Regions from separate parts of the Mus musculus genome. Here region 2 is linked to region 1. The links are chromatin loops, found by intact Hi-C in ENCODE. Cell type or tissue: left cerebral cortex. All regions are shown on one strand. Each heading gives the region's core, and the rest is flanking DNA. Links, peaks and the distances in the headings are about the cores only. Region 1 overlaps Shroom3 (shroom family member 3). Region 2 overlaps Shroom3 (shroom family member 3).

Region 1 (9,728 bases), core at 465-8,464:
TCACTCTGAAAACCAGGCTGGCCTCTAACTCAGAGATCTGCCTTCCTCTGCCTCCCAAGTGCTGGGATCAAAGGTGTGCGCCACCACTACCACTCCCCAGCTAGACATAGCCTTCTTGCTTTCACATACACTCATACCCACACACCCACATGAATATGTCTATGTGTGCACACACAAACACATACACACACTGTGAATTCTATAAGTGATATGTGAAAAATATTTCTTCTGAACCTTTTACTGATTTTTTTTTGTTTTTGTTTTGTTTTGCTTTGTTTTTGTTTTTCGAGACAGGGTTTCTCTGTGTAGCCCTGGAACTCATCCTGTAGACCAGGCTGGCCTCAAACTCAGAAATTCGCCTGTCTGCCTCCCAAGTGCTGGGATTAAAGGCATGTGCCACCACTGCCCGGTCTGATTTTTTTTTTTTAAATAATGCCTAATCTACTGAATAAGCATCTAATATAAGCCAGCAATTGCTGTATGTACCCAGGACTCAAACACAATAACCAAGCATGCTTGTCCTAAAGAAGCTGACATTCTTGTGAGCACAGGCAACAGGCAGTACATACAACATGCAGACAGTTACATGTGGACTGTGCATAGCATGTTAGAAGTTGGCCAATGCTCTAGAAAAAGGAAAGCAGATCAGATGCCAAGAGGCTTTTTCTGTCTCCCCCATTCATAAAATTCCTTACGTTCCACCAGAGAGTATTAAGAACAAACTTCTCATTTTCAAAAAACCTACTGACGGACAGGTCTTTGAGCTTTGGGAATATGTCATAAGCATGCAGTCAAGAGGGCTGACAGGCATCCAAATCCACCTTACATACAAACTCCACCTGCCCCCAACTCCTAGAGAAAGGTAAACGTGCTGAGTTCAGCCAAAGAGGAGAAAGCGAGTGAAGCAGCCAGGCTTTTGCTCTTGGTGCAGCTTTCCCACCGAGGACCCTCAACTCTAATTGTAAACGGGCACCCCGAGGGACCTGTGCAAATCATTAAGGAAAATCCTTCAGTCGAGGCCGTCCATCACAAGGTAACATGAAACTCTCCAGCCTTTCAGTTTGTTTTTGAAAAGGTGCTCGGAAAATAGGGTATGCCACAGTCCAGGGGCTACTGGCTTTTAGGGAAAAGGAAAAATAAAAACATCATATTCTGTCAAAGACTCACCTAGGTGCGCCATCATGCCCGGCTTGTGAGAGCAGGTCTTACCTGAGCTATGGTTGGTGGGCAGGGAAGCAAGCAGTCCTGTGTGTCCGGTTCCTCTGCTAAATGAAGAAGATTCCTATACATTCCAATGTGAGAAGCTTGTCTGTATCAAAGTTGTTTATGGTGACTGTGAAGGGTGTCTGTACTTGATAACTTTCCATTGCTATAACTAAATACAGTCCAGTCCACCTGGCATCCTGAGTGCTGAGATTAAAGGTGTGTGTCACCATGCCAGCCATAAAAATTAATTTATATTAGTATAAATTTATGAAAATTAGTACAATATTATCTTTTAGTAATATAACATTAATGGAGATATATTAATATGAATTTGTATTAATATAAATATAATATATGTAAACATATATGTATATAATAACTACCCTCTTGAGAACTTCATTAATGCTTTTCAAGGTAGGACTCCCAGTGGCTCAGTCCATTACTTTAGTCTATTAGACTCTTCCTAAGACTCTTCCTGAAACGTGCATGTGCGCACACACACACACACACACACACACACACACACGCACGTGCACTCATACATACTTGTGCATGTACATACACGTACACCCCCCAACACACACACCAGGATTATCACTCTGAAGGCAGCCTCTGACTCACAAGCTCTGAGAGACACATACTCTATGAGAGCCACAGCTACCTGACTGGAGGACCCCAGGCTTTGGTGTCCCGCCTGTGAGAGACAACCTGACTACCTATGACTACTGAGAGTGAAGAGACACACTCTGTTGCCTTTGGTTGTGATGAAGGAGGGGAGAACAGCCCTTTCTCTAAGGGATTGTGTTGAGTGGGTTACTGATATTATCATCCCCAGTCCCCACATCAGATAGGTGTCCATATCAGAGAAAAAGAAACGGAGGCATTTAGCAGGTTGTGTGGCGTCACTAGTGAATGTCAGTCTGAATCACAGGGGGTGTGTGGGCTTTGGGGTCATCTCCCACAGGAGACCCGCCTGTTCCCTGCTGTTCCTTGCCCTACATGCTATTAAATGCTTAACAGGTTACTCTTACCTTCCTCGTTTTTAAGGTTGGACTAGTAATTACAGTGTTATACTGATGATTCAAGACCGTCACTATGGCACACACGGTGACAACTGTGGTGAACTACAGGTTTAACCACAAGCAATTGTTGTTGCTTTTGTAGTGGACCAAAGTCAGAGGTCACATGCTGCGATCTCCTTCTGTGATGGGGCAACCCCCACCATCACCACACCCACTGGAGGCTTAACCCAGAACCTCACACATGCTAAGCAAGCTCTCAACGTAAGGGAGCTATGGCCAACAGAGCCAGACTAGCAGGCCATGGCTGTTGACTTGAGAGGATTTGAGCCCCCTTCAACCCCACCCCACCCCTGGGAATATTGTTGTTTGAGGAATGGCATTCCCACTAGAAGGCTGCTGGGGAGAGACAGATATCAGCCATAACCACTGGTCATTCTGCACCCTGGAGTTGGAGATGAGGACTTGGTCAGCAAGCGGGAAGCTGTAAAATTGGACACATTCAAGATTAATCAGAACCTGGATGCTCTTGAGCTCTGACAGACCAGGGTTAAGAAGGGGGTACTACTCAGACGTGGCCCTTGAGGAGGCCATAAGATAGGGAAAGGAAAACAAGACCATTTTTGGTTTGTTTTGACAGGGCTTCTTGGTGTAGGCCTGGCTGTCCTGGAACTTGCTTTGTTGACCAGGCTGGCCTTGAACTCATAGAGAGATCTGCCTGCCTCTGAATGCTGAGTTTAAAGGCTTGTGCCACCACACCCAGCTCAACTTCGCCTTTCTAAAAGGAAAGGTAGGAGTAGGTTGTGTGTGTGTGTGTGTGTGTGTGTGTGTGTGTGTGTGTGTGCGCGCGCGCGCGCGCATATGTGTTTGCTGGGAATCCAACTCCACCTTTCTCACTCTGGCTGAACAAGTATTGTATCACTAGGCTATCCCCCCACCCCAGAAGGCTGGTTTTTGTTTTTTGTTTTTGTTTTTTCCAAAGTAAGACTATCTCTATAATGCAAAACCTACCAGAAGTTCTCTTTTTCTGATAAGATTTTTATCAGACTTATCTGGTTGCCCCAACCAGAGCTCTGATTGTAACCTACTTGCATCCCACTCCTTGCATTTCACAGTAAGAGCTAAAAGTAGCTCTGGGGGTCGAGTGGTCAGGAGAGACAAACGGTGCAGAGAACGTCTTTAAGTGATCTTTCTCTCATCTCTGAAGCACACTGACATCTTGGGGACACTTTAGACTTTCCCCGTGTCTGAACTGTGCTTGCTACGGAGTGTGCCTTGCGATGTCTTGTGAGAGCGGTAGGGCATCTGCACGTTTGTTCCGTTTCCTCTCACCTAAGAAATAATCTGAAATCAATCTCCATTCTTTTTCAAGGAAGTTCATGAATTGTCTGTGAAATTTCAATGTTCCCTACATACACACACACACACACACACACACACACACACACACACACACACACCATAGCATCCCAGACAAATGAAAAGCCATTTGCATACCCAGGAACTCAGGCGCACTTGGTTTTTTTTTTTCTGTGTGCGCTGTTCTCTCTTTCTTTGTGTCTATGGTTACTGTTAAGCTGACCCCTACAGTCTGGGGCAAATACCAAACTTGAATCAAGCGCTGCCTAGCCATACAGCTGCAAAGGATTGCCATTTCAAGGGCGTACAATGGCTTCAGCTGGCTGGGTTTTAGGGTGTCCGGGACAGCCCTGCCCACAGTGGGATGCGGTGCCCACTTCGTTGGAGTTTTATCTGTTTTCACATCTGAGGTGATTTTTTTCCCCCTCCAATATTGGATTTCATTGTTCAGAACGGTGACTGTAAAAAGATCTTTCTTTGTATTTGTGTCTCCTTGTCTCCCAGTTTCTGTAAGAAAGTCTCGCTTGCAAAAAGCTGTAGCTAATAAAAAAAAAAAAATGGAGTTCCATCAGCTGCACAGGGATCTGGGCGTCCAGAACCAGGCAGAGGAGGCGAGAAAGAGCTTGGCCTTGCCTTCGTTGCACAGCGGGTTTGAGTGTTTGAGGACCCTGGGGCGGCGCCGTGGGCGGGCAGAGAGAGAGTTCTTTACCGGACAAACAGTTCTAAGGTGCCTGGAGCAGGGTTGCCCGCGGGCACGGTAGAAACCGGCTCTCTTGGTTCTAGCCAGTGAGCGGACGTCCCTGACATCAGGGGGCCTGCTCCTGTCAGCCAGGCCAGCAGGCGATTGGCTGGGGAGAGGCAGTAATTCGAACCGCCTTTGTACTTAGCTAATCAGGGCAGCGCAGGTTCCAGGAGCTGAGGTGCCTGGTGTCAGACACCTGTGTCTTAGCTCTGCCTCCCTAGAGCTGGCTCTCCAGCCTGCAGTCGGCCTCTGTGCCACCTGCCCAAGGCCCCAAGGCCGGGTGGACCAGCTCGACTGTGTGTCACGCCGGACAGACGCATCCAGCAGATCACTGAGGACAATGGAGATACCTGAGTTTCCACTTCTGTGAGGTAAGGTCTGTTTAAGTCGGTTATTTCTCCCCGACGTTACTTCTACAGTGATCTCGACAGAAATACCAGTATGGAGACTATAAACTAAGGAGAGACAGAGCCTTTCTGATGAAACCGACTTATCCAGCTGGCAGATATGCCAGTAAAGGGTGAGAGGGACCTAACAGATTGCAGCGACCCTCACCACGCCGTACACTTACTGCCACTGGATGAGAATTCACTCTGTGAGAGTAAAGGGACTTTTAATTAAAGCAAACAGATCTATATACCGACTTTTGAGAAAATGCAAACTGAGGCTGGACGACTTGGTGGCTCCAGGGTCTGACCTCCATGCTTCCTATTCTGATGTGAGCTGTTTTTCCGTTCTCTTTAGCTTCAGCTGGTGTGAAGGGAGGGCTCGTCTCGGTTCCAGGTTTATTCAGCACAGGTGACTTAGGGAGGGGATGGGACGGTATCACCGGGCTGGGGTGTGCCCCTCCCTGTGTTCCAGAAGTTAAGACTCAAACCAAGCATCTAAACTGGAGTAGTGAAGATGCTTAGGAATGGTGGGTCCTGTCTCTGCTTCCCACAAGTCCTTCCAGGACCATCCTAAGTTAGAGCACTTGTTATCTGAGGAGTTGGTGAAAAGATTCTCGGGTTCGAAACCAGTGCTGCCTGTCTTGCTCTGACTAGCAGGAGGTAGTTTAATCTCGGGTTTTAATTTGTTTTTAATGAAAATAGTTGACAAATAGGTAGGGGTCCTTTTATAAGTCAAGGGATCCTCAAGTGATGTTGAGCCCTTCCATGAAGGGAGCTGTTTACCAGTTCCCAGAGACTCTAGTCAAGTAGTATAAACCACGGTGGGGAAGAGAGATGAAGGCAGAGGAAGGTGAGAAGCTTCAAGCAGAAACGCTATGTTAATCATCCCGCCATGTGCCTTCTCCAGCGGTTTAATCAGTTGGAGTTTCCCATCTGTGCTGTTAGCTAGCCTATCTTTATAAAAGCATTTCTCTGTAGCAGCAACGTGCAGGTAATGAATGTAAATACTAAATACGACTGCTTTGACTGGGAAAAGCCCTAGCAGTGACATCACTTGTCAGGTAAGATGTCACCGCCAACAGGCACATTGCTATAACATGTGTGCGTTTGGTTGATGAGAGTTTGGTATGTAGGTTGATGTGTAGGTAGTAAGATAATACCAGGTGCTGGGAGACTGGGAAGAAATGAGCACTGAAAGCAAAGTAGAGGATGAATTTTATTTTAAAATTCCACCCCTGGCTTATGAATTACGACCAAGAAAATGTAGAAATCAAAAGCGATGTCCAGAAATAAGGGTCGGTCAGTTTTGTATTGGAAGGAATCAATGCAATATTTAGTCAGTATTTAAAAAAAAATGTCACCATTAAAAATCTCAATGTTTTTAAAAGACACAGACAGGAGAAAGTCAATTGAAAAACTTTGTCTCTACATTTCAAACTGTGCTTAGAAAGTCCCTGTACATTTGTGCCGAGTAGGAGGGCACCAGAAATATATAACTGAACGCAATCAGTAGAGTAACTGGGGTGGACACATAGCGACTTCATTCCAAGAACAGTATCTTTAGAGAGCTAGATTGGGGGTGTGTGGGGATTAAGTATCTAAATTTATTGTTTCCCCGGAGACAACCATTTTTAAAAGTCTCCTTCCTGGAGCTGTGGAATGCCTGCTCACTCCCTCCTTGGCTGTGTGGTGCTGTGGACAGCACACAATGGAGCTCAATAGAACTGCCCAGCCCCCTCCCCACATGGTGCGCCCCACTGGCTGGCTTGAAAGGTTCAGCCCTATGAACAGAAGGCTACAGCTGGCAGATACTTCCTCTTAAACCACTTTCCTCTGCCTCTGCCGCGGTGCCTGCTCGTTGAGAGCAAGGGAGGCCCAGGAGTTCAGCTGAATAGCTGGCCAGAGTCCTCTGCGTGATTCAGCCAAGGCATCTGATAGGTAAACTGAGGTTCAGCCAGCCTGGACATAGCACCCCCCCACCCCCCCCCCACCCCCCCCCCCCCGCACACACACACACACACACCTGGACTTGATTAAAATGTCACCGACTGGCATCTGATTAGACCAAATCTTTCTAAGGCATGCTTTTATAAACAAACAAACAAACAAACAGACCACACAATAATTCAAATGGTTCTATTCTGGGATAGTTGGGAAATTGTCATCTCAGATGGGAGATTTTGGAAGGCAAAAGACCTAAGTAAGATGGACAGACTGGATTCTGGGGTGAAAGCCAAAGCCAAGGCGGCTGTGCATCTATGGCAAATCCACTAACCCCACAGACAGGAGAGCTCCCCCTCCCTCCCTTCCCCAGCCAGATGCACAGAAGGAAACTGGGACTTGGCTCTGCGGTCCCTGCATGGTCAGGTGAGCCCTGGCGACAGGCTCCAAGGACAACTTTGCTTTTGCACTGCAGGCCAAGAAAACTCTGGGATGGAATGTAAATGAACTCCACCCGAGAAGCTATGGCTTGCTTTGTTTTTTATTTTTTACTGGGTCCCAAAACTTCAGCATGAGCGTGAGCAGTACAGCTCGCCACCTGGGACTGTGAAGCCTTCGGGTCAGCACTGGGAGACAGCCACACAGGTGGTGGGCTCAGGAGCTGGACGCCAAGGGGAGGCGAGCAGCCAGCTTCTGCCCTTATCTTTTGCTTCTTGGTAGCTGAGGGTTTAGTGACCTTACTTTTAGGCCACAATTTCTCAGTTGCTCATTAATCACGCCTCACTGACTTCTTCATCTGATAGCAGGTAGGTCAGGATCATTATCCAACTTTGGAAGACAGAGAAAGGGACAAAGCAGAGTGATTTGTTCAGTTATGATAACAAGGTGGAATAAAACAAACCAGCCACTTCTCTTCCTCATGTAGCCCAAGTTGCCTCCAAACTTATTAAGTGGCTGAAGATGACATTGAACTTGCCTCTGAAAGTAGAGATAACAGGCCTGGGTCCTGGCGCGCTCTCTCTCTCTCTCTCTCTCTCTCTTTCTCTCTCTCTCCCTCCCTCCCTCCTTCCTCCCTTTCCTCTCTCTCTCAACCTCTCTCTCCTTCCTTTCTTCCTTTCCTTTCTCTCTCTTTCTCACTCTCTCTCCTTCCTTTCCTTTCATTTCTCTCTCCTTCCTTCCTTCCTTCCCTCTCTCTCTTTTCTTTTCTTTCTTAAAAACAAAATTAGAAATTCTTCAACTTTTCTCTCCCCTAGCCCTTCTGTCCTGGCACTAAATCTGCTTCCATAAGAAGAGTACCGGTGTCCTGGTGTGAGGCAAAGCTTAAAGACAAATGATCGGTTACACTGGGGTGTGTCCTTGGGTGTATACACAGGTGTGCCCACCTGGAGCCACATCTAAGTGAGGTGACACCCTTCCCCCCAGCCCCCCCCCCCCAAAACATATGATCCTGTCATTTATAACAAATTTCCACCCGGGTCCCTTGACCAGAGAGGCCAACAGAGGAGCTGCGGGAGAGCCAGTCTGAAGGAGGCCTGGGGTGCTGTCTCTGAAGGTATGCCAGGAATGTTAATGGTATGCCTGAGTGGCGGGCTTCAGAGATCCGGCTTGGCCTGAGAACTGTTCTTGCGGCCATCTGTTGTGGCCTAGAAGTCTCATAGCAACGGTGGTGTCTCAAGAATGGAGCCCCCCCTCTTTGTAAATTAAAATTAACTAACACAAAACCCAAAATTGCTCCACTGCCCAAGAAGAATCAGGACAGGATTCAGATTCTTTCTGCAGAATGATGAGCGTTTCAGGAAGAAAAGCCCCCGCATCCTTAAATTCTGTTCTTTAAATGAGCAATTTGTACTTGCTTTTGAGGTCTTCATTTTTCCTCCCCAGGGGCAGAATGCTTTGCTTTTTTTTTTTTTAAGAAGGAAGTTTAAAACTAGTTGCTCGAAGCTGTGAGCAAAATAATTGGCAAAACTAAAAATATTGTTTGATTAAAAAAAAATGGTCAGAGTGTTGTGATTTCCTGGCATTTGTTGTTCTTCATAACCCAGTCAGCAGCTGAATGCCTCCCCACCCGCTTTGTAACAATATGAGCTTCTTAGCCTGGCCCTTTAATAGATGAAATGAACTTCAACAGATTAATTGTATTGTGACAGTATATGTGCCCAAGGAGGGAATTTCTTGAATCCGGGCAACTGTGGACCTCAGAAGGGAAAGAAGTAGTGGTTGCAGTTTAACATGTGCGCTGTCTCTGCTTTTGTCTCACTAGGGAAACCACTTTCAGGCCAATGTGTCAGATATCTGTAACTGGAGTTACAGACAGTTGTGAGCTGCCGTGTGGGTGCTGGGAATTGAACCCAGGTCCTCTGGAAGAGAGCAGCTAGTGCTCTTAACCACTGAGCCATCTCTCCAGCTCTCTGAGTATACACGTTTTTGAACACAGGGACATGTGCATCACTAAGTTGACTCCTGAAGTATGTTTATTCAGGTTCAGTGTCCACCCCTGATGGTTTAGGGCAGTCCCACTAAATCCCACGAAAAGGCACTGGCTGAGTTTTGTTTTCTGGAATGTAGGTTTCTAACGAAGGCAGGTTCTCTGTGAAAGGCATGTTCCCTTGCCTACTCTGGCCCTTCTCTCTTGTGTAAAATTTAAGCAGCGAATATTTATGGAGCGACGCGACTGCCACGTGTCCCGTTGTCTTTCTGTCTACTGGATTTAGAGTTGTGAGCACAAGTGACCATTCTGGTCAAGGATCACAGATAATGAACAACAACAACAACAACAACCATTCAGTTGTGCTGATGGGTTTGAAAGTAGTCATTTCTGCAGGGAAACAGAAGCAAAAATAGAACATATATATTCTATTCTCAAGCAAATGCTTGAGAACTTGGCTTATAAGATTTTTTTTTTAAGATTTATTTATTTATTTTTATGAATGGATGAGTACACTGTAACTGTCTTCAGACACACCAGAAGAAAGGCATCAGATCTCATTACAGATGGTTGTGAGCCACCATGTGGTTGCTGGGAATTGAACTCAGGATCTCTGGAAGAGCAGTCAGTGTTTTTAACCCCTGAGC
Region 2 (9,728 bases), core at 962-8,961, 58 kb after region 1:
GTGTGCTGTTTGCATTCTTACTGGGCAACAGGATGGCCACAGAAAGGCTGTCTCTATCCACGCCCAGCAAAACTCACACAGAAATCTCCGAAGAGCCTACTAAAATAGCCAAGCCTTTGTCAAAACAGCCATAAAGGATCTTCAGGTTTTTTGTTCTGTTTCTGTCTATGTAAGCGGCACTGGCTTAGGACACAGCTTCACTTAAATGAGGTTCATATGTTTCCCTGCCCTTAGCTGGGTGCTAGGGGAGACTACACAGAGGCACACAGTCTCACGCTGCTTGGTACCTAAACCCACAAAGACTTGCGCTTTTTCATTATACCAAGTTCTGTTGCGTCAAATCATTCTTCCTGAAACATGAAACATGTCTGGTATTCTTACCACTTAAGATAGCAAGTATGGATCTGTTCCATACCAAGAAATCCCTCAGTACTCTTGACACCAACTGGGTATCCTTCAGTTCAACTCATTCCTGACACAATCTACCCAGGGTTAACAACAGAGCCTATGAGTTAATAGCTCACTCCCTGTTAGGGTTGGATATGGTATATCTTTCATGAGTTTATTTGAAGACTTGGTCCTCAGTGGGACGGGATTGGTGGTGTTGGGACCTTTGAGAGATGGAGTCTTATGGGAGATGAATAGGTTATTAGCCATGTGCCCTTGAAAATAATTAAGTTCATTTTCTTGGGACCCTATGGAGCGTGACTGGTTACAGACATGAAAAACTGGCCTGTGCTTCTTCTCTGTCCTTGTAATTTCTCCCTCTTGTGCTCACTATGATGAGGTCAGAATGCCATCAGCCATGATGGGATATGGCCCAGCATTTGTCCTTCAGAAGCCAAGCACATGGAGCCACCTGATCTATGCTTACAGCCCCCCAAACTAGGAACTAAATAAATAAATCTCTTTTAAAATACATACACACACACATATGTATCGGTGGTGCTGGAGACATGGCTCAGAAGCTAAGGTCACTTGCTGCTCTTCCAGGAAACCAGGGTTTGATTCCCAACACACGTCCAGCAGCAGCCTGCCTGCCTGTTTCGTGCTGACAACGCCTGACTTGCGGCAGCACTTATTAACCCCATCACCTGCTGTCCTAAAACACTGCTTCTTTCATCCTTTGAACCAAACTTCCAGGTTTTTCACTTTATCACCTTCCAGCCTTTGAGGACAGCCATCGCCTCATGCCAAACCTTGTCTTTTCCAAGTTGGAGTCCTTCATCTATTACTCTTACAGGGCACAGAGTCCTGGGCTGTTAAGAACCGTCTTTCTGCTCATGCAGTTGGCTGAGTTGCTCCCATTGCTCTCAGACTGTGGCATCAGGAACAGGAGAGGACAGCCACTCCCCTCGTTCTGCCTGGTATCTCTCTACCAGGTGTGCTAACCTGGTTTCAGCCAGCTCTTTAAAACAAGGAAAACCAAAGGACTTTCTTTCTTTTCTTTTTTCTTTCTTCTTCTTCTTTTTTTTTTTTTTTTTGAAAAGTTTATTTTGAAAAATGGGTTTGGGGGTATCTTTTGTTTTGTTTTGCTTGTTTTGTTTCCTGCCAGCTATAACACAGAAGAAAAGGACTGGTCATGGGTTTTTCATTTGGCATATTGTGACATCCTATGTCTCCAACACACTTTTTGGTAATTGTATTTAGCTATTCATCTCATCTGTAATATAGGAATTATATAAAAGATATTGTTTAAGTTTTCCTAAGTACAGAGTAAAAACACTGATATGCCCAAAGCCAGGGTGTATTTCAAAAGACAAAGAAATAAAACATTGTGGTGTGTTCTTTATGCAGGTGACAATGTGGCATGTTCTTTATGTGGGTGACCCTGTGGCATGTTCTTTATGTGGGTGACACTGTGGTGTGTTTCTTTATGCAGGTGACACTATAGCATGTTCTTTATGCAGGTGACACTGTGGAGTATTCTTTATTCTGGTTTCACTGTGGCATGTTCTTTATGTGGGTGACACTGTGGTGTGTTCTTTATGTGGGTGACCCTGTGGCATGTTCTTTATTCTGGTGACTCTTTGAAGCCCTTACCCTTGTTGCCTTCATGGAATTGTGCTTCTGTGCATTTCTGCCTCTCGCCTTGAAAGGACCCAGTTCTTCCCCCACAGCCCAGGATGTGGTACCCACTCCAGACCCACGTTAGCTCTGTAACTCTAGGAGTGAAAGTGAACAGATGGAGCAGCGATGACCTCAAGAGCTTTCTGCTGCTAGGACTGACTGTGTGTATGTAAGCTCTGGTTATGCCCTTAACAACTTCTCTGGAGGAGCCAGCTTATGTCAGGGGATGTATAAAGTCAGGGAAAATACACTGACAGGCTTGTATCTTTTTAAATTTTTTTTTTAAGATAAAGTCTCCTTTGGTCCAGGTTATCGTCAAACTTGCTATATAGCCAAGGATGACCTTGGATTTCTAATCCTCTTGCCTTTGTCTCCCACATCCTGGATTACAGATAGCCCCACACTACCCACTCAGTTTTATAATTTTATATAATTCTATGAATTGAACCAGGAGCCTTGTACATGTGAGGCAAACATTCTGTTAAGCCAGCTACATCTCCAGCCCCAACCTCCACCTTGTACCACTTTCTAAAAAGCATATATATGATTAGACCATCTGTGTAGGAGACTATTGCAGAAGGTTGTTACATGTAAGGGAACCACTGTTAAACAAACAGTGTCCCTTAATCATCACAGAATCTAATTTTTTTTTAAAAGGACAAAAATCATAAAGGCGAATGAATGTGAAATAAAGGCCAGCTAATTACAGTAGGGAATGTGTTGGATGAGAGTGGGTATGTGTAATTATATAGCAATTATGCTGGAAATATAATCACACGCCACCAGCTACTTAAACATTTCGCCAGGGAAAATGAATCTACCCTCAGCAGCTGCCCCTTCTGATCTCCAAGACCCACGCTGACTTTGTAAAATGTGTGATATGATTTCTTCTTAGAAAGGGTGACCTTTTCTTGGCCAATTACAGGGCACTGCTTTGAGGGATTGGAACCCGTGCTCAGAGGGATAAAAGGAAATGGAAACTTCTATTAGATGGAGATGATGCCAGGAGCAGTTCTTAAAAAAGAACAAAGTCAGTTTTAAAAAGATTTCCTAAATCAAAGGGCTGCTCTCTCTCAAATGCCAAGAAAAAGAAAAGCTGTTGTCAGTAGGGGCAGTCATTTGTCCGGGTCCCCAGGCCTCAGCCAATGCCAGTAAGAGACTTTGAGCGGAATCCTTTGAACTTATTGGGAGAAACGTACTACATAATCTTGAGCTAATATCCTAAAACAAAACAAACAACAACAACACACAATTAGATAAAAACATTTAGAAAGTCAGCAATGAAAAGTGATATGTAGGACCTGTACAAACACGCACACGCACACACAGGGGTGGGTGTCACAGGGCCACCTATGATAAACACAGCAGCAGTTGTTGGGTAGTCAGTTGGGTGGTCACCGTGACTGTAATTATCGCCTTGGCAAGCTGTACACTCTTGAGTGCACTTTGCCACAGCCATTTGTATTCGTCTGCTCGGACAAAGACCTTGTGGTTCAAACAAGAGAAATCCATTTGCGTCTTGTTCTGGAGTTGGCAAAGACCCTGTAGGACTTGGTTTCTGGTGAGGACTGTCTCCCTAGCTCACAGATGGCTGGTTCTCACCATGTCTCCACCTGACTTTTCCCAGTTAAATGCACTTGGAGGGGACGGGGATTTAGGTCTGTAGTTTATATTTCTTTCTTTCTTGTTGCTGGGGATCCAACCCAGTGTTTTCATGCCTGCTGGGCAGCACTCTTGCTGTGAGCTACAGCGTCAAGCTAAGTGTCTCTACTTGTAAGCGCACTGATCATTCTGACCAGGGCCCTGTCCTTACAATCTCATTTAACCTCTTTCTCTTCGTGTACATGTATGCATGCACAAAGACATGTGTAGGTACATGCACATGAGGGCCAACTTCAGGGGCCACTTCTCAGGAGCCATTCAAATTTTTTCCTTTTTGAGGCAGCCTCTACTCGTCGGGACCTTGATAAGTAGGTCAAACTGCTGGGCCACGGAGGCTCACAAATCCACCTGTCTGTGGCCCCTCCACCCCCACACTGGGTTCATAAATGCTCTCAACCACCAAGTTTTTGGCTTCTTTTAAATTTTTATTTTATTTATTTAAAAAATATTTATTTATTTATTTATTTATTTATTTATTTAATGTATGTGAGTACACTGTTGCTGTCTTAAGACACACCTAAAAGAGGGCATCCGATCCCATTACAGATGGTTGTGAGCCACCATGTGGTTGCTAGGAATTGAACTCAGGTCCTCTGGAAGAGTAGTCAATGCTCTTAACCACTGAGCCATCTCTCCAGCCCTGGCTTCTTTTTTAAACATGGGTCCTGAAGATCAAACTCAGGTCTTTGTGTGCTAAAGCTATCATCCTAGTCCCTTGGTTTCTTATTAGGGCCTCTTTCCCCCAAATATAAGTACAGTGGGAATTAGGGCTTTGATACTTTTCGTGGGTAGGGGTACAAACCTTTAGGTAGTAAAACCGTCTCATAATAAAGCCGTCAGTCTAGAACTCCTGTGCTTGGCAGAGGGCCGAGCTTCCTGTACACATGCCCGTCCACAGAAGTGCCTTGAGTAAGGTTAGCTTACAGGAAGTGGAGAAACCTAAAAGGTAGCGTTGCATTTTCTGCTCAGTCTATAAACATATTAGTTGTCCAAGCCATTGGGCATCAGCACGGAGACCTCTACACTGCAGATTCACTCGAACCCCTGAAGGTCACTTTAATAGCCAGGCTGCCTGAGAGTGATATCTCACCATAAGCTATAGCTCTGGAACACTAGGCATCCACCTAGCCAGTCAGGCACTGGCCAAGGGAGCTTCACACCTCCCACTTTGCTGTCCCTGAACTTCTGCCCGATTATAGTTGTAGAGGTGGTCAGTGCCGTTATGGTGGGATTGAAAATGTTTTGTAGCGTCCACCTTGCACATTCCTGCTTGTACCAGGCCTCTGAATTGCCAGGCAGGATTCAGAATGCCACATGCCAGCTTGGAGATCCAAGGATGAATTGACTGTTTTAGGATGAAAAGGCACACGGTCACTTCTGTATATGGTAAGCAAAGACAGATTCCTCCTGTGCTGGCATTTGGGTTTGATGCTTTAATAATTTGAGCCTGGTAAACAGAAAACAGGGCTCACAGACAAGAAAGATGGCTCTGCGGAGCTAGAGACAGCTGGATGGATAGGAAGGTAATCAGGGAAAAGCTAAAGATAACCATGCTGATCATAAATCTGCCACAAGGGTCAGACAGGGGGTCAGGAGGCTGGATTAGAGGCAGGGGTCACTGTGCTGACTTTAGGACTTCCATCCTAATTCTGACATCTGGTCAGCCTCCTTCATCGTGCTTTCTGGCTCCAGATATCTGGAGGGTAAACATGTATACTTGAAAACACTTGCTGGATACAAACACGTTACAGGTGACATAGAGTAGCTTCGACTGTGAGGTCCTTGAGAAGTAGGTCAGCCAGTGTCCCATGCCACAGGCTTTCCTAACCTGTGCTGTGTCACATGACCAATAAAATTTGCCCAGCAACTTGGCAGTTTTAATATTTGTGATTTGCTTTGCTCCCAGGAGGCCAGGCCCTCCCGAAGAGAGGTACCAGGATCCTGTGTTTACACAGGATGTGAGACACAATTTGCTTTTTCTTTGCATATTTTGCATATCTGACAATATCAACTAATAATCTAATTTTTTTTTTCTTTTTTTTTTTTTTTTTCGAGACAGGGTTTCTCTGTGTAGCCCTGGCTGTCCTGGAACTCACTTTGTAGACCAGACTGGCCTTGAACTCAGAAATCCGCCTGCCTCTGCCTCCCGAGTGCTGGGATTAAAGGCGTGTGCCACCACACCTGGCAATAAGCTAATTTCTTGACCCATGTAGTCCAGGCATTCTGGAGGGTGGTACTAGGAAACAAGCATGGAGCAAAATATTGGGGAGTGGGACACACACACACACACACACACAAATGAGGATGGGAGGAAGTTGGCAGAAAGGGCCATGCATCATACTCTACTAATTCTGAATAGGGCTTTTATTTTAAGTATTACTTCTAAAGTAAGATTGAACCCCTTTGGTTCTGATGCTAGGGAAAGAGCTAATACTATGCAAAGTAGTTCGACTAACTGAAAAACATTGACATACTGTCTGGTTTCTCTTTAGTCTGGCTGCCATTTCTACTACTATCTAACTGAGCTGCCAGGCTTAGGAACCCTGTAGTGTGGGTTTTCCATGTGACAGACTCTGTTTTAGAACTTGGCACAGGTCTCACTATGTAGCTCTGGCTCTCCTTAAGTTCAGTATAGAAATCACTTTGACCTTGAATTGACAGATATCCACTCTCTGTCTCCTGAGTATTAGGATTAAGGGTGTGGAACACCACACTGGGCTGGTGTGAAATTTTCCGTGTGGGCATCATTAATATCTTAGACTAGGTAGGCCTTTGTTGCCCAGGAACAGGGGCTGCCGCAGGCATTGCACACTACTTAGGAGTATCCCTGATTTCTATAATTGATACCATCCCAGCTGTGACAAGCCAAGTGTCTCTATGCAGAATGTCACTTAGAATCAAAATTGCCCCTGGCTGCGAACCACTCTTAAAGACATGGTTTTTTGTGGGATGTCATATATGGAAAAAGTGTGAGCCAGAGAGTCCTTTTACCTTCATTCCTGTTTTTGTTTATTGAACCTTTTTAAGTGCCATGAGTTGTGCTGAGATGTAGAGATACAAGAATAACAGAGAAGGAAACTTACAAAGAAACAAATTACCAATCAGAGAGGTAAATACAGTGACACATCCATGCAGAGGGACTGGGGACATGTATTCCTCATGGTCAAGGACAGGGAGATGCTTGCAAGCAATTTCTGGGGACATGAAGGGTTTCCAGGGAATGGGGAGAGTTGGGAGAAGGGCACAGACTACTTCATGTGCCCCGTAGTTCTCAACCCTCCTAACTCTGCAACCCTTTAATATAGTCTCTGATGCTATGGTGACCCTCCCCCCACAGAATTTATTTTGTTGCTACTTCATAACTGTAGTTTTGCAGGAGTAGTATGAATTGCAACATAAATATTTTGGGTGACAGAGTTTTGCCAAAGGGGTCGAGACCCACAGATTGAAAACTGCTGTTCTAAGTGGTGGGACACCACAGGAGGGATTGATTCGATTGAGAGTATGAGTGTTTTTATTAAAGCCAACTGCTTGGCTAAGTGTGCGGAGAATGGATGTTTGCAAAGGTGTGACAGTGTGACCTGTGCTATAGGAGGTGAGAACAAGCAAAGGAGAAAGGGGAGTGCCATCCTGGTTGGCATCAGTGCCAGTGTGGTCATTTGCCTGTGAGAAGTGTCCAGTGAGAGGAACCATTGTCTATGGTAGCCTATTAACCCACCTCCACTTTATGCATAAGGAAGTCGAGGCTCAGAGAAGAAGGATCATCAATCAGTGCACAGTGACAGCAGTGGGCAGAGGACTTGGGGCTTGTTCACCTGACTTCCGGCCTGTCACACTGTGTGCTTTGGTTGAGTGTGGTGAAAGCCGGCAAGAAGATGCCTCCATTCAGAAAGAAAAGTAGACATGGGGACGGTTGGCTTTTATGCCTGGCAGATGCTCAGTCATTGGAGAAGGGAGATGTGATTTTAATGCAAACGGTGCCAATATATTTACATATCTTCTTTTCCCTGTGTTCTATATCAGGGAGGGCAAATAGCTCTCCAAGCGTCAGATGCAAATGCCGCCCATGCGAGCTGCAGTTTCGGCTTCTTCTCAGGTTCTGTAGGAACAAGCGAAGGCTTGAGGCTCCACTGTGCATTGTTCTGCTTCTGTATCTAAATGTTCTCCTTGTCTCTCTCTCTAGACGCAGAGCCCAGGGCAAAGTTGTAATAGACGCCTGTCAAATGATTCAGTGATTTATGTAATATTTTAGCCTCAACATTAAATCTTAGGTCAACAAGCTGACACTCAGCTCTGCTGTCCGAAGATACTAATTTGACTAAAACCAGGAATGGCCATAGGAAGAAAAAAAGGAAAGAAATTACTGGGCTTAAGGTAGACACTTACGGGTGTGGCTAAGATCCCTCTGTGACTTTCCCGTAGGGTTGCTCTTTAACTTTTCCTTCTCCAAATCTCCTCTTCAAAGCTCCTAGAAAAATCAAGGTATCATAACGCAGGTTTACTTATATTTTTAGAATGTAGCGTCACCTTCCATCTCACTGTGGGAAGAGACAGATCTGGGTCTGGATGAAGACCCAGGACTCTCTCCAGTTTCCCCCAGCTGCTTACATGTGTTAGCTGTGCATTCGAGGCTCCAACTCACACAGACCACACTGCTGAGGCTCTCGACCTACAGAATTGGACGGGACTTGATCTGGACTCTATGTTCCAGGAAGAGTGAATATACCAGAAAGCTTGTAGGCAGCCCCTCATCTCCCATCTGTGCTTTTCCACTTGGGCTGTAGCCACAGGGAAGCCATGGGAGTATTTCTGGTGTATCTATGGTACCAGAGTCCACTTACGGGTCCCAAAGCAGGGCTTGCTACTGAGTTCCGCCTTAGAAACTCTAATTGGGCAGTAGCTTGCTTTAATCATATTGCTCATACTCAGTTCAATTTTTAAAAACACATTTTTAAATTAAAATTTTAAAAAATCCTTTGAAAAAGGATCTTATCTAAACTTTAACTGCAGATAACCTGAATATCACTCCAGGTTAAACTAATATTACCCTCGGCCATACTCTATTCACAGACCAGATCTGTTTGAGGTACTTCTCTTGGCAGTTTCTGATAACCCAGTTAGTTGTATAGTGCATCCTAAGTGTCCCCATGTCCTAGACTGTTTTCGATTGCCATGATAAAGACCCTGAGCAAAAGCAACTTGGGGAGGAAAGGGTTTATTTGGCTCACACATCTCAATCACAGACCATCAATGAAGGGAACTCAAGGCAGGAATCTGGTGGTGGGAACTGAAGCAGATGCCACGCAGGAAAACTGTTTACTGGCTTGCTCTCCACAGCTTGCTCAAGGATAGCAACTGCCCACGTTGGGCTGGGCCTTAACACATCAATCATTAATCAAGAAAATACACCAGAGACTTGCCCACAGGGTAATCAGATGCAAGCATTTTCTCAGTCGAGTTTCCTTCTTCCCAGATGGTCCAAGTTTGTACTAAGGTGACAAAAACCAATTAACCTAACTAACTAACTAACTAACTAACTAGCATATGAAAAGAAAAAAAAGGACATGCTAGCTCTTAGTTCAAGGCTTGTGAAAAGCACCACAGTTCCTGGTACATGATACACGCTTAGTAGGTACATTTGTTCCTCTGAGAGTCCTACTAGAGACCAGAAAATCTCCTTGCTTGTTTCCATCCTTCCTCCCTCCCTTCCTCCCTTCCTCCCTCCCTTCCTTCCTTCCTTCCTTCTTTCTTTCTTTCTTTCTTTCTTTCTTTCTTTCTTTCTTTTTTCCTCCCTCTCTTCCTCCCTTTCCTTCCTTCCTTCTTCTTTCTTTCTTTCTTTCTTTCTTTCTTTCTTTCTTGTTCTTTCTTTTTCTTTCTTTCTTCCTCCCTCCCTTCCTCCCTTCCCTACCTTCCTTTCTTCTTTCTTCCTTCCTTCCTTCCTTCCTTCCTTCCTTTCTTTCTTTCTTTCTTTCTTTCTTTCTTTCTTTCTTTCTTTC

The links. Peaks named below come from ENCODE experiments on the same cell type or tissue, not always from the same donor. Only the 100,000 strongest peaks of a DNase experiment are listed, where the experiment ranks them.
Region 2: it touches region 1 in a loop (2.3-fold over the local background); 2 of 42 quality-filtered maps call a loop at or near these places.

What each region holds. Positions count from the first base shown.
Region 1 is chr5:92,804,865-92,814,592 of GRCm38, forward strand. The region is part of intron 2 of Shroom3 (shroom family member 3); the gene reads left to right. Among named protein-coding and RNA genes, the nearest start is that of Mir1961, 21 kb to the left of the region's middle. In left cerebral cortex, for the core only: no CTCF peak of the experiment used is centred there; DNase peaks (open chromatin) are centred at 4,314, 5,707, 6,289, 7,061 and 1 more place; H3K27ac peaks cover 213 bases.
Region 2 is chr5:92,862,147-92,871,874 of GRCm38, forward strand. All of the region lies in intron 2 of Shroom3 (shroom family member 3), which reads left to right. Among named protein-coding and RNA genes, the nearest start is that of Mir1961, 78 kb to the left of the region's middle. In left cerebral cortex, for the core only: no CTCF peak of the experiment used is centred there; DNase peaks (open chromatin) are centred at 4,000 and 7,734.